Linked DNA regions of Homo sapiens: region 2 is linked to region 1. Evidence: chromatin contacts called from ENCODE Hi-C or POLR2A ChIA-PET data. All regions are on one chromosome and are shown on one strand. The core of a region is the stretch at or near the end of the contact, and the rest is flanking DNA. Distances in the headings are between cores, read along the strand shown. Region 1 overlaps TPPP (tubulin polymerization promoting protein). Region 2 holds the start of ZDHHC11 (zDHHC palmitoyltransferase 11).

The links. Hi-C counts contacts between places; a loop is a spot of excess contacts on that map. ChIA-PET counts read pairs that join two places held with the same protein, here RNA polymerase II (POLR2A). Pooled maps may share reads with other maps.
Region 2: a loop to region 1 is called in a map of PC-3, with 7 times the contacts of the local background. The contact joins the promoter of ZDHHC11 here to the enhancer-like site in region 1. A Hi-C loop is called at or near these places in 3 of 168 maps with a recorded cell type or tissue (K562, MCF 10A and PC-3), 1 of 37 single-sample maps with no recorded cell type and 4 of 50 pooled maps. POLR2A ChIA-PET finds 5 or more read pairs at or near these places in 2 of 52 experiments (H1 and MCF 10A).

What each region holds. Positions count from the first base shown.
Region 1 is chr5:670,689-673,388 of GRCh38, reverse strand. All of the region lies in intron 2 of TPPP (tubulin polymerization promoting protein), which reads left to right. It also overlaps a transcript of CEP72 not described here. Among named protein-coding and RNA genes, the nearest start is that of TPPP, 21 kb to the left of the region's middle. RefSeq lists enhancers at 827-996, 1,594-1,763, 2,126-2,295. Within about 2 kb of position 1,356, at least 11 of the 41 ENCODE cell types and tissues checked have a DNase peak (open chromatin) inside an H3K27ac peak, as active enhancers do; they include PC-3, where a contact is called at or near this core.
Region 2 is chr5:849,639-852,338 of GRCh38, reverse strand. It overlaps ZDHHC11 (zDHHC palmitoyltransferase 11), which reads left to right and starts at 1,353. Exons shown (of 13, transcript NM_024786.3): 1 at 1,353-1,958. The coding sequence starts at 1,737. RefSeq lists enhancers at 1,360-2,009, 2,010-2,661.

The DNA.
Region 1 (2,700 bases), core at 107-2,606:
CCTCAAACTGTCCTTCCCTCCTGCAGCTTGGACTCCCCTCGGGGGGTCCCTGTGATCCTGGCACGGGGTCCTGACCTCCCAGGTGTACAGCAGCAAGGGGCCTAAAAACTCACACCCTTGTCTCAGGAAGAGAGAGGAGCAGGGCCACCACGAGGCGTTGGGGACACTAGAGATTTTCCTTCGATTTCCGGGGAAAGCAAGGGGTGGTGGCGGCGGGCCTGTGGGAGTTGCTTTTGTTTTGCATTTTGGGGAGGGGGTGCCCACTGTCACTTGTGGGAGCCTCTGCCTCCCTCAGGAGCTTGGGGACCGTGAGGAAGTGGCCTTCGGTACTGCAGAAAGCTGCTGACTCTGACAGGACTTGTGGAGAAAAAGTCTACCGATTTCTGTTTTCAGGGCAGGTTGCCATGGCTCCACCGGCGTGGCGCCAGCTCGGGGTATCTGCGAGCCTTTGTTTAGTCCTCGTTGCCATGGCAGCGCTTGTTTGTTTTGATGTTACTATGTGTTAAATCTTAAACAAATTTCTTGCAGCCTTACGCCAGGTTTTTGTTGAAGCCTACTGTTAACCCAGACAATGACTCCCTCCTGCAAAGAGCGTGCGGTGGCAGCTTTAAAATATTAATGGAGGCATAGCGTGCACAGGCGGGACCGGACCACGGGCGGTGGGAGTGGGGCCCGGTAGAGCCATGGACAGCGAATCTCCCAGCGCCTCCTCGAGCCTGGGGAGGGGCCCATGCCATGGGTGCCTCAGGACCCCTGGGGTCAGGCTCAGCTGCTGCCTCCCCAACTGCACCAAACACCACCAGCCTCTGGGCGAGGGTCTGCCAGCCTTGCTCACTGGCCCCCTATGGGTCCATCTAGCTCAGGTGGGGGCACCCAGCCGATGAGGCAGAGGAAGGAGGGCTGGGCTGCGGTCTCAGCTGGCTGGGAGCCCTGGCCTCCCCCAGGACCCACGCTTGTGTGCTGGGTGTGGTGTATTTTCCCAAGTAAATGCACTGACGTTTCCTATAGACACCTGGGTGGATACTGGGTGGTGGCTTGGCTTGGGGGTTAGACTGATACCTGGACGCTGGTTAGAAGGAAGCCAGGGCCAGTGGGAGACTGAGAACAGCAGGGCCAGGCTCCCTGGGGTCTGCGGTTGCCCCGAGCGTGGAGGGCTGCTGAGCCTGGTACACCCCCCCGGCCAGCCGGCACTGGGGTCTGTGGTCACCCCAAGTGTGGAGGGCCGGTAGGACACTTTGTCCTAAAGTCTTCGGACTGTTCCCAGTACGGAAGCCAACCCAACCACCTCCCAGGAGCAGGACCCAGGTTTGGAGAGAATCCAGGTCACAGTGTGTTTGGAGGGCAGCCGCCACAGGGCAAGTGAGGTCCTCAGAGCACTGTGTGTGACGTCCTCCTGTCTGTCCATCCCAGAAAAGCAGGTGTCAGCTTCCCTGGAAGGGGCCAGGAGCCTCAGGGCTGCATTGCTCCCCTCCCCCTCCCCCGTGGTACCCAGCCCGGGGGAAGGGTGGGCTGCACTCCCCACACCCAACCCTGTCCCTCCATTGCTGTGGGTGCCACCCTGTCCCGGGCTTGCACTCGGCGGCTCTGGAGCCCTGGGGCCAGTTCTGTCTTTGGGGAGCCTCTAGTGGCCACGCCTGGCAGGGCAGGATGAACGTGGCTTCCGCAGAGTGGAGCCCCTGCGGGGGGACCCTTGGCCATGGACGTCTGTGGCTGAGGGTTCAGGAGCTTGTGGCCTCACAGTCAAGGCCTGTGGCTCCTGTACCCTGCAGGCCGGGCAGCACCAGCAATCCCCAGAGCACTGTGCGGCGACAGGCACCCGTCTCCTGCGCTTGGCCAGTGGTGGGCGTGGCCTTGGCTGTCCACTTTGCCCCATGAGCCTGACCAGGCAACACAGGTCATTTGAGAAGGTGATCTCCAAACAAACAGCCAGAAACTGACTTCAGGTGCACAGACCAAAGCCCTGCCCAGGCCGAGACTGGGGTGGATGGAGGCAGCCGAGCCCCTGGGGCCCCCTAGAGAAGGTCGGGCCCCTCAGATCTGCCCGGGGTCCCTCTGGGCCCCAAGTCCACGTCCCACCAAGGGCCACCTCTTCCTAGTGATGTCCACAGGGCGGTGACTACACACGCCCCACCCCCGCCCCTCCCCAGGAAAACGAAAAGGCCGGCAGCAACGCAAAATTAATTAGCAGCAAGCGCAGGGTGTGCGCCCAGAGGGAGACAGTGCGCTGATCCCAGGCGGCCCCTCAGGCAGGGGGGAGCCTTCGGTAGCCAGACCTCCGGAGCTCAGGCAGCCCCCCGACCGGCTGTGTGGGGGCTTCATGGTGGGTGTGCCTGGGGTTAGAGCTGGTGCAGCAATGGGAGGGCCCTGGCCCTCAGCCCGCCCTGGGGCCTGAGCTGCCGTGGCCCAGTGGACGTTGCCATCCATCCTCTGAGCCAAGTAGGGTGCAGGAAGGGCTCCGGTTTCCTGAGATGAGGGGAGAAGCCCTCTCAGGTGGCCAGACATCACCTCACCTGCCCCCAGGTGCTCAGCTGCTGGTGGAGTCACTTATGAGGGGAGAATAGGCAGGGCCTGGAGGGCTTGCCACCGACCTCTGTCGGCCCCGGGAAACGTTGCTCTAGGTCCTCTGTATCTTGCTGGGGCTTGCGGGAGGCAGGGGCGGCCAACAGGCATGGGGAACCCCAAGGCTGGGTCCTGCTGGAA
Region 2 (2,700 bases), core at 104-2,603, 180 kb before region 1:
TGTTCTGAAATCCTGACAGATGAACGTGTTGTCTCCAGGCTCAAGGCTCAAGGCCGCTGAGCGATTCCCCTCTTCTCCTCTCTAAGATCTGTGGTCCTTCCTGGATTTGATATTCCAGGTTTTACCAATGTGACTTGGCGACATCATTTCTGTTTGTTGGCACTTTCATTTGGGTTTTGTTTTTAACTGGGAATTGTGTTTTTAATGTACAGGGTTGTCTTTCTGTGTTTCTATTTCCTTCCTTGGTAACTTTGACTTTTCTTTCTTTCTTTTTTTTTTTTTTGAGATGGAGTCTCCCTCTGTTGCCCAGGCTGGAATGCAGTGGTGCAATCTTGGCTCACTGCAGCCTCGACCTCCCAGGTTCAAACGATTCTCATGCCTCAGCCTCCCGAGTAGCTGGGATTAGAGGCATGTGCCACCATGCCCTGCTAATCTTTGTATTTTTAGTAGAGACAGGGTTTCGCCGTGTTGCCCAGGCTGGTCTGGAACTCCTGACCTCAGGTGATAGGCACGCCTCGGCTTCCCACAGTGCTGGGATTACAGGCGTGAGCCCCCGCGCCCGGCCAAAGAACCATGGTCCTGTTTCATAACTGTGAGTCTCTCGGGTCTCCCAGAGACATTCTTGTGTGACTCAAGCCCCAGGGTCCTGTGGCCCCGCATCCGCCTGGTGTCACATTTAGAGGACCAGGGAGGAGCCACCAAAGGCAGCGCAGAGCCACTGTATCATGGACGTTCACGACTGCAAGAACGAAGAATTGTTAACTATTTCTCAATGTCTCTCTTCTCAAAGAAATACATTTAATATCAACTTCATTTTCTGAAGGTTTTTTCCCAAAGAGACAACAAGGACTTTGAGCGAGGCATAACGTGGCGAAGCTTCCTAACCCTCCTCTGTAGAGACCGCCCAGCCCCTCAAGATCAACCCCCCACCCCGTAGCGGCCGTTGAGTGTCTTTCACTGCCGCTCTGTGACACCACGTCCCTCCCACCCCTGCCGCCCTCCCCACCTGACTGGCCAGGAGCAGCCGCAGCGTGTTCAGAACCTCCCAGCCACTGTCCACCCGGGCGGAGACCCCAGCCCCGCGTGGCTGGACGGGCTTCCCTGTCCTGTGGAAGGGGAGACACACAGGACCCTGTGAAGTGAGCTCTCGGGTCCTGCTCCTCTGGGAAGCTCAGAGAAGCCTCTCAGGGAGGATCTGGCAGGTTTCAGTGTTGCACCAGTGAGTAACGGCTCACGAGCTCTTCAGGCATTGCCTCAGTTTCTCACAGGCGCAGCCCTCTGCTCAGTGTGGCCTCTTTCTGACGTGGGTTTTCTTCTTGCACCTGGGGAGTCCTGGGTGGGCCTGTGTATTCGTGAACGGGTTGTGGGACCTGTCGCTGTGTGGGGGCTGTCGAGCACTCCCCAGAACGTAACAAATCCTCAGGGGAACTGATGGGCGGTCGCGCGGGCACTGGGTCCTCCACACCCTGGAGAGCCGTTTTCCGTTGCCACTCGGCTCTGGCCGGGGTCACATTCTGCAGCATGTCTGTTCATTCCCCTGGGCGGGGCCCTGCACCGACTCCAGCCCAGCCCCTGCTCCCTCTGCGGGGAACGTGGCCCCAGGCAGTGCTGGGCCATTGGCTGTCAGTGCTGGTCCTGGCGGCTGCATTCCCAGTCCCCTTGGTCTCTGTGACAGTGGGCGGGGCCGGCCCTCCCAGGATCTGACGGCGCAGGTCCTCCCCTTCTGTGTCCTGCAGATGGACACCCGCTCCGGGAGCCAGTGTTCCGTCACCCCAGAAGCCATACTCAATAATGAAAAGCTGGTCTTGCCGCCCCGCATCTCCAGAGTGAACGGCTGGTCGTTACCCCTGCACTACTTCCAGGTGGTGACCTGGGCTGTCTTCGTGGGCCTTTCCTCGGCCACCTTCGGGATCTTCATTCCCTTCCTGCCTCACGCGTGGAAATACATTGCCTACGTGGTATCCTTTTCATCGTGGCATGGTCTAAGCGGGAGGGGTTCCTGGAGGAACTTGCGATGGACCTGGCTGTGGGGTCTGGGCCATGGCTGCCCGGTGGCACCAGTCACCTGCCCTGGGCCAGACTATGTCCCCTGAGCCTGCAGGTGGGCCCAGTGGCCACTCATGCTCTGTGCAGCCCCTGCTTAGGGTCAGGACAGGACAGCGTTGGCTGAGGGGGCTCCGGAGAGGGAATCTGTCAGGAGGGACAGCAGCCCCCTGGCGTGGCGCAGGACCCGCCCTGCTGGCAGCCTTCCGCTAAAATCCCTGCGCAGCATTTTGCACATGGCCAGCACCTTTCTCCTTGCCCCTGGTGCCAAGGAGGAACAGCGCCATGCCCCGCAGGTCGGCAGCCTGCGTTTCCATGCCAAGCTTAGGCCACACTGCGAGGGCCTCTGGGCTGCCCTGCGGAGATGGCTGTCAACCCTGAACTCCTGGCTAGAAGGCGGTCCAGGGGCCAGGCAGGGTGACTGGAGGGCCCCGCACTCCACCCCTTCTATTTGGTTGCCATGGAGAGTCTGTGTTTGTCCCAGGGTGAGAGGAGGAGGGAGCCAGGATCTGAGGGCGGGAGCTGACGTCCCAGGCACGGGGAGCCCAGCTTCTCCTGGCTCCAGGGGACAAGGATCCTCTCCCCAGTGCCCCCGCAGCCAGGCTCTGAGCCCAGAGGGCCCAAGAAAGAGGCCCAGGGTCCCTGAGTGAGTCTGGG